Regions from separate parts of the Homo sapiens genome. Here region 2 is linked to region 1. A link is an interaction called in ENCODE POLR2A ChIA-PET data of the cell type or tissue named here. Cell type or tissue: Caco-2. All regions are shown on one strand. Each heading gives the region's core, and the rest is flanking DNA. Links, peaks and the distances in the headings are about the cores only.

Evidence for each region. ChIA-PET counts read pairs that join two places held together with the same protein. Peaks named below come from ENCODE experiments on the same cell type or tissue, not always from the same donor. Only the 100,000 strongest peaks of a DNase experiment are listed, where the experiment ranks them.
Region 2: POLR2A ChIA-PET joins it to region 1 with 14 read pairs; 1 of 35 experiments calls an interaction of 5 or more read pairs at or near these places.

The regions. Positions count from the first base shown.
Region 1 is chr18:3,524,199-3,528,594 of GRCh38, reverse strand. All of the region lies in intron 10 of DLGAP1 (DLG associated protein 1), which reads left to right. Among named protein-coding and RNA genes, the nearest start is that of GAPLINC, 60 kb to the right of the region's middle. RefSeq lists a silencer at 1,630-1,924 and an enhancer at 1,688-2,432. In Caco-2, for the core only: no CTCF peak of the experiment used is centred there; a DNase peak (open chromatin) is centred at 1,774.
Region 2 is chr18:3,328,142-3,332,537 of GRCh38, reverse strand. No RefSeq gene overlaps it. Among named protein-coding and RNA genes, the nearest start is that of LINC01895, 20 kb to the left of the region's middle. In Caco-2, for the core only: no CTCF peak of the experiment used is centred there; DNase peaks (open chromatin) are centred at 1,747, 2,457 and 2,847.

The DNA of each region.
Region 1 (4,396 bases), core at 245-4,244:
AACAGTTCTCTGGCAGTATCTTGTCCAAGGTCACAGAAAACAGAAGTGTCTGATAGAACAGATACACATGAATAACATTTGACAAGATAATGATACTTTGCGTTGCCTGGCACTGTCCTCCTTAAAGCCCGCCATGCAGATCTGTCCCTGACTCCTTGGCAAGCACCACTCTGTTCTGATAACTGGGCCTAGAGTTGCAGAGGGCCTTTGTTTCACCAATTCTCTGACTTAACCTTTTCTTTTTTTGTAAGAGGGGCGGTAAGGAAGAGAGGCCAATCCCACTTGGCAGGCATAGCCAAATTCTAAGCAACCAGCTTTTGTTTGTTTTAATTCTGTGCACACCAGAAAAATAGCTTCGATAAATGGGTCAAGTACAGATACCTCTATCCCTTGGCCAAGCCAAGGGATGTTTCAGACCTGCAGAAGGAGGGCCTCTCTTCAGGGTGCCTGACAAACGTGGTGCCATAACAAAATCCCCCCAGGAGATCTGGTCTTGAAGTCATCATGAAAAGATAAATAGGATAGAGGGAAAAAACGGAAGATTCTAATCACGCAATTTATTTTGTGGGGTACCAGAATTATCCCAATTTTTAAATATTTTAAAATGTTTGGTGAATGTACATAATGCCTCCGAATGGTACACTTCACTGTGGTTAAAATGGCAAATCTTATGTCTATTTTATCACAATTTTAAAATACCCCCACTGGGCGTGGTGGCTCCTGCCTGTAATCCCAGAACTTTGGGAGGCCATGCCATGAGGATCGCTTGAGCCCAGGAGTCCAAGATTGGCCTGGGCAACAGAGACCCTATCTCTACAAAAATATATATTTTTTTAATTAGGCAGGCTTGGTGGCATGCACCTGTGGTCCCAGCTACTCATGAGGCTGAGGTGAGAGCATTGCTTGAGCCCAGGAGGTCGAGGCTACAGTGAGCCGTGATCGTGCCACTGCACTCCAGCCTGGGAGACAGAGGGAGACTCTGTCTCAAACAAACAAAAAACAACAAACACAAAACAAAACAAAAAAAACTAAAAAAACAAAAACTCAGAAATAGGCAGCAGCAGCTAAAGATAAGCAGAACAACCATGTTCATGTTCATATTCATGTAAGAATGTATTTTGTTAATTGACTCCCTGAATTCAAAATACAGTGCATCCATGGCAAAAAAAAAAAAAAAAAAAAAAGTTTGGAAAATAACCTGTTTACTCACTGGAAATTTGAGGTTCAGATATTGCATGTGGGGTAGTTGTAATCATCTTTCTCTATTAGAGAGTTGAAGAAGAAAGAGTCTATCTAATTTTAAATAGTTATTTAGTTATTAATTATTTTGTGATGTCATTATGCTAATTGTGACAGCTGCTTTTGGCCTCACAGGGCTGGAAAACACCTTCCTAGTTCACCTGAAACTGACTAAATGTGGGTAACAAAAGGCAGACCGAAAACAAGCATTTGGAGTAGCCAGGAGCCTCAAGCTATCTTTTGAACAGTGTAACTATACATTCTTTGGGTGCCTGGAGTTACTGTTTTCCCTGATAAATGCAAAGCAGAGCAAAGACTTTAGTTCTTGTTTTAAACCTTCAACCCCAACCGTCGACAGTACCTTTTTTTTTTTGGCTTGATAATAAAATAATGAAACTGCAGTGAGTGAGGTTTCCTCCAAGCCAAGACAGCTGACAGAATGCTTGTTCCCGCAGCACTTGAAGTAAAATGATACGAGCTCTTCTCAGACAATGAAGCCCTTGTGTGAAACAGCTGTCTCAGGGAGATGGCTCAGTGCTATTTGACAGTGGCTTGTATGTTACATAGATACGTCTGGTATTATCTAACCGGGGATGAAACGACCAGATGGAGCTGAATGCCTCCAACTAGGAATGCAGTCTACCACTGTGGGGAAAGAACATAGGCTCAGGTTTCAATGGCCCTAAGATGAAATACCGGTGATTGTACTTCTAAATCTGTCTTTGCCTTCTGAATTGTAGACAACAAATACGTGGAATTTTCAGGCTTTATCTGAAACAAACTGATAAACCTAGAGCATGTGCCGGAGGCAGATTAATTCTTCCACTTTAATTTTGCCTGGTAATAGCATCCAAGCTAGTGAAACTTGGCCTTCAGTCCCCTAGAAGGCTTGGGACCCTTGGCAGCGAATGCGGGGCTGGTAATGACACCTGAAATGGGGTTTGCCTGGTTTCAGGTTTGGTTACGGAAACTGTGCACAGTCATTGTGATGGTCTATCGGTGCCATCACCCAGGGTTTATCCGCCTGGGATTGCCTCTGCTGTGTCTCTGCGGCCTGTGAAACAGTGGGTGGCAGACAAAGCTGTATCTGTGAGTTCTGCAATTCATCTGCCTCCAGCCCGTGTGTGTTTCTAAGTGGGGAGCAATGGCTGCATTCTAGCCTAGCTCCTTTCTGTTTTATTCTCATCTAACTCTTGCAATGAACCCTCAAAAGGTCCCTCCCACTCCACCACACACACAGACACACATACTTGCATGTCTCTTTTTGTAAGCTCCAGACAACCTGAAATTAGTGACCGCAGAGGAAGTGGCAGTAATGAAAAGGAAATCGGCTGTAATGTGCCATATGTTTAACCTTGAGAATGCTCCATTCATGCCGCTTTGCACAGCGCTGGTGCCAGAAGGCCATTAGACACCATCCTTTTGTGGATGTGCTTCTTGAGGGTGGTGTCTCCCAGCTCAGGAGGGCACGAAAGCATGAAGAGGTGAAGTGATGTGGTTAATTGGGGGCAGAACTGGGCCTGGAAACAGATCTGTTCCTAGGCCAGTGGTGTTTCTGTCATTCCAGAGATGGCAAAGAGAGGGACTGGCTCACGGAGCAAGACCTCCTATCATTTTCTCCAATAACTGTTTCTGTGAAATATAAATGCAATGGACTGGTGGGGCGCAGTGGCTCATGCCTATAATCCCAGCACTTTGGGAGGCCGAGGCAGGCAGATCACGAGGTCAGGAGTTGGAGACCAGCCTGGCCAACATGGTTGAAACTCCGTCTCTACTAAAAATACAAAAATTAGCTGGGCTTGGTGGTGCATGCATGTAATCCCAGCTACTCGGGAGGCTGAGGAAGGAGAACTGCTTGAACCCAGGAGGTGGAGGTTGCAGTGAGCCGAGATCACGCCACTGCACTCCAGCCTGGGTGACAGAGCAAAACTCCATGTCGAAAATAAATTAAAAAATAAATGCAATAAATGCAATGGACTTCAAATAAAATATACAGTTTTTTTCATTTAGATTACCTAGGGAAATAGAAACTAATTTCATTTCATCCAACTTTCAAAGGCTCAAAACTGTCTTTATCTATATGATGTATATGATGCTACCATTTCGTGGCTGATATAAGTCAAGATATTGATCCAAAGAATGACCATCTTCTACGAGTAAGGCTCCTGGAGGGGTTGGAACTGGGAAAAAAAAATTAAAATTAGCTGAGTTTTTGAAAAACTTGCTCTTTAAAAACAAAATAATGTTGTTGATTTTTTTTTTTTTCCCCCAGAACACTGTGGAAACTCTGGTGTTAGTCTATGGGAAAACTTCTACTAGAGAATCCATTCTTTATTCATTAGCCACCAAGTTTCAGCTAAAAACAAAACAAAACAAAAAAAGCACTGTTGTGCAATGCAGATCAGCAACTGCCAGTCAGGAATGAAACAGATCCACGTTTTCTATGGAGACGTTTTGTTGATGGCAGCTCCGGATCACAAGTGTGTCTGAGAAGCAGCTGCTGGGCAGTAGGTTGGGGAAATTTTTGCCGCAAGGACACACTCGTAAATGAGAATGTCTCCACATGGATAATCCCAATGCCATGAAATCACACAGACTCAGAATGACAAATCCACATGACTTTCATTTATTTATTTATTGAGACAGGGTCTCACAATGTTACCCAGTCTGGTCTTGAACTCCTAGGTTCAAGCGATCTGCCTGCCTCAGCCACTCAAAGTGCTGGGATTATAGGCAAGAGCCACTGTGCCTACCTGACTCGATATTTTTGAAATAAATTTTGTGTATATTTGAGGTTTATATGCTATTGAATACAGATAGAAAGTAAGTTGGTGACTATTATGAAGCAAATTAACATATCTGTCATCTCACATAGTTACTTTTTTTGTGAAAGAGCAGCTAAAGTCTACTTATTCCACAAGACGCCCTAATACAAGATAATTTTACTTAGCATAAGGTCCTCCAGTCCATCTATGTTGTGGCAAATGGCAGGAGCTCCTTCTTTTTTAGGGCTGAATAATATTCACTATATATATGTGGTATATATATACCACAATTTCTTTCTTTCTTTTTTTTTTAATTGAAACAAGGTCTCACTTTGTCACCAAGGCTGGAGTGCAGTGGTGTGATGATAGCTTACTGCAGACTTAACTGCCCA
Region 2 (4,396 bases), core at 270-4,269, 200 kb after region 1:
CTGAGTGGGAAGTGCCTTACCCAAATAAGCTTTGAGAACAAAACTCACCGTATTTGTATTTTGGGGTTAAGGAGTTTATACATATTTGATGTTTTATAAACTTATCATGTTTTAAGATGATTGAATTATTCTAAATCCATTTTAAAATACACAAATACATAATTGATTCTGATATGTGTAAGTTTATATCCAGGTCTTAATTATTTAAGAGAATTTCATGTTCAACATATTATCAGTTTAATTGACCATATCAAATTTAAAAGAATTATTTAGTGCTCAGGAATGTTTCATTTATTAAGTCAGATAATTGTTTAATAAAATTAAATATGAATTAAATTTATAAGTGCAGTATAAAAGGTTCTAAAATATTTGATTTTGTTTATAAATAGGACCAAGTTTTAATCAAAGTTCTCTGTAGGCAGGATTCAGTGGCTCATACCTATAATCCCAGCACTTTGGGATGCCGAGGTGGGTGGAACACTTGAAGTCAGGAGTTCAAGACCAGCCTTGGCAAAATGGTGAAACCCCATCTCTACTAAAAATGCAAAAATTAGCCTGGCATAGTGGTGCATGCCTGAAATCCCAGCTACTCAGGAGGCTGAGGCAGGAGAATCACTTGAATCCCAGAGGTGGAGTTTGCAGCAAGCTGAGATCATGCCACTGCACTTCAGCCTGCCCAACAGAGCGAGACTCTGTCTCAAAACAAAAGAAAAGAAACAAACAAAAACAGAAAACAAAGTTCTCTGTAAGGTGATTACCAAATTCACCCAACTTAAAAAAACAGAATTTGTAAGGTGGACTTAAAAACCTAAGGAAGTATTAGATTGTGAGATTTGTATCTTAATATACTGAATACTAATATAACCATTTAAATTAAATATTCTTTTCCTGCAAACAAATCCACCTGTGAGGATAATCCAAAACTCACATTTCACATAGGTCATCGTGAAAATTGAAAGTGATAATCACCATGAAAGTACTCTGAAAAGTCAAGCATGCTCTGTGAGTATAAGGAATAAGGGAGACAGTGATTGGCTCTGCAGCACCTATTCAGCTCCTCTGGCTGCTCATGGCTCTCCCGTGCCCTTGGAAATGCTCAGTTAGGAAAAGGCCTGTTGATGTGTCTGGATGTGATGACTAGGATCTCAATGGCCATCTAGGGAGAGGATTCAACCTGCACCATATAAGGGAAACAGCAGAGGTAGAGAAGGAAGCTGAAGTGCCTACCACATCATGACTGGGGCTACCCTATCTCTGGACTTCCTATGGAAAAGAATACATTTCTTGATGGTTTATATGGATCCAAATTGTGTTTTTCTATTATTTGCAGACAAAATAATCTCACAGACATAAGAAGTTATTAAAATCCATAAAACAGTGCTTTCTGACCATTTAAACTAGTAAGTGGCAGAGCTGGGTTTGATTCCACTTAATAGCCACATGTCTTTGGGCAAGTTGTTTGACCTCTAAGTGAAACAGCCTCATTGTCTGGAGTCACACCCGAGGTTCATTTTCTCATGGCCACGGAGAACAATAATGAGGACACATAAAGATTGAGGTTGAGAGCGGAAGTTTAATATGCAAAAGAAAGAGAAGAGTTCTCTGCTGCAGAGAGGGGTCTCAGAAAAATGGGTTGCCGGATCCGCGGTGAAATGCAGGAGGTTTTATAGATGAGCTGGTGGGGAGGCGGCGTCTGATCTACATAGGCAAGAAAGGGCAAGAAAGACTGGTTAGACCAGTTGTGCTATTTGCATAGGGCACGAATCTCTGGTATCCCCCATCCTAACCTTTTTTTATTATCCAGGCGCGTCTCTGCCTGAGGTGCACCATGTTGCCCATTTCTTTATTACTGTACACGTGATAACAAAAAAAGAGAAGATGGAGCCTCCATGTTGGACATGGCCGCCCCCAGGTAGTCCTTTTCCTTTTCTATTGGCACAGCTGCCGTCATTCCCCTGTGACAGCTTCCATCTTGTGTATCTATGTATCTATGTTTGCAACTCAATTTTTCAGGCTTCTCTTTGTTATGAAAAGAAATGATTTTGAGGGCTGCTTTTTGTTAGAGGGGAAGCTCTGCTGAGGACTCTTGGGCTCTCACTATCTGCCTAAATAATTTCTTTCTACCTCCTGTATCATCAGCTTCACTTTCTTGCAGTGTTGTTGCAAATGCAGAGCTATATAGGTAAAGCAGGTAGTTTAGTGTCAATTTCTTTAACTGTAAAATGAGGATATTATTAGTATCTAGCAAATACCAAATGCTAGATACCGAATGGTATCTAAAACCTCATTGTTATGAGGATGAAATGAAGATCTATGTAAAGCCCTTAGAACAGTGTCTGATACACAGATATTTTTGTCATTGTTATTTTCAGAATACCAGAGTGGACTACAAAGACCCTGAGGGAGTGTGTCCTAACAGTTGGGCCTAATGGTGAAATTTTACAGCCTTGCCTTGCACAGTCCCTCTCACAGCCACACTATCTCCTATCTCCACTCCAGGTCTGCAGTAGGGAATTTAGGGAATTTAGAGAATTTATGGGTCTTTGGAATAGCAGTAGTTTTGGAAATATTGCCCCAAGGGATTCTGGAGATTTAAACCAGAGAAGATGGAGTTCTAAAAGTAGTTAATATTTGTCACTCATTCCTTCTAGCAACATTTATTGACACGGGGGTTACAGAGATGAACCTGACCCTCATAAACTCAAACTCCAGTGGAAGCAGAGAGACCTGTCCCTAAAAAAATTTACACCAGGTGCTGTGATGAAACTATGCTGAGTGCATAGATGGCCACAAGGGAGAAGGATGCTTCTCTTCCTGGGGGAGTCAGGAAATGACTTACAGGTGAGGCGATGCTTGGGAATGTTGAGTAGAAGCTTGAAAGATTGACTGAGATGGGGAGGAGGGGCGGGGAAGCGCTTCCAGGGAGGCGGCAGGGAGTTAAGGCGGTGCCTTTCCACTCTGGCTGCACATCCAGAATCACCTGAGGAACTTCAAAACATACTCCTGCTTGGGCCTCACCCCTGAGCAGAGTAATTGGAACCTTTAAGGGTGGGCCCAGGCATTGTCTGTTTTTAAGACTTCTCACATGCCTCTAATTTGCAGTCAAGGGTAGAACCATGGATCGAAGAGTAGGATTGGAAAAAAGTGGGTGGTGTGGCAAGGTTGGAGAGCTTAAAGAGAGAGTCTGGTTTGAATTGGGAAGACTGGCAGGAGTCATATCATGGACGATGATAAAACTTACTGTTTTGCAAGTAGCTTTGTTCCTAATTAAAAACGAAAACAAAAACTAACCCGAACACCATGGGCCTCGAGGGGACTGCTTTCATAGAGATGGTAGCATCAGCACTTAATCTTTATCTGCTGAATAAATGAGTCCACCAAAAGCCCAGTCTTTACAAGTGAAACGGCTTTTCAGGAGTTTCCTTAGAATCCTTACCAGTTTCTCTTTTCTTCCAGTCTTCCAATCAAAAGTCTGGCTAGCTTGGCAGTGATAGTGATCATGAACCAGTATTCAGAATTTTGCTTGTTCTAGAAAGGCACTTCCTCATCAACCCCTAACCTTGGATGAGGCTAGCTGCTCCCAATCTAATTTCAGCAGTTCAGATTTCAAGCAAAGTATCTACACAACTAATAATCTCATTCTATTAACATTCCCCTAATCTTCTATGTCTAGTGTGTAATTTGAGGAAGCAGTTGGGCCCTGAAAGCTCTTGGCAGACCTCTTGTCTGATAAATATTTTAGTACTTTCAGTAGCCTTTTAAAATTGGCAGTTCTTGCTCTAAAGATTCATTCAAGTACATGTGATAATTTGAAATTAACATGCTGCCAGATTTTGCGTTTATACAAGTAACTTTGATAGTCAGTACCAACAAAGGGATTTTGTCAGCCATGAATGGATAAACACAGCTGTTTTCTTTACTCATGAGAAGGATAGAAAACTAAAATTATAGGGTAGCCTATGGGCCTATGATTTAAATTCTTACACTGACTCTTCCAAAGTCTAAATAAATTAATGATGTTTATTGGGTTTAAAAAAGTGCATTGCAGTCCATGGTGTAAAAATCAAAGGTTTTAGAGTAAAATTGTTTTCATTATTTTCTAAAATAGTCAAAGGAGTGCCTAAAGCTGTTTAATTTACTTGAAATCCCTTATTGGGTAAAGAGAAAAACCCATAACTCTCTTTAATTCACAGAATCTTAAGGCATTCCCTTTTTTTTTTTCCCGCCAACTACTCAATCATACAAAAAGAAGAGTATCTTCAAAATATGATCTGTAAAATCTCTCCCAATTTAAATATCAAATAGAAGATAAATTTGTGTAATTAGAAATAACCTCTGGAGAGGAGTAAGTCTAAAAGAAGGGTGAAATATATAGGTAAATAAACATTCTTTTTAG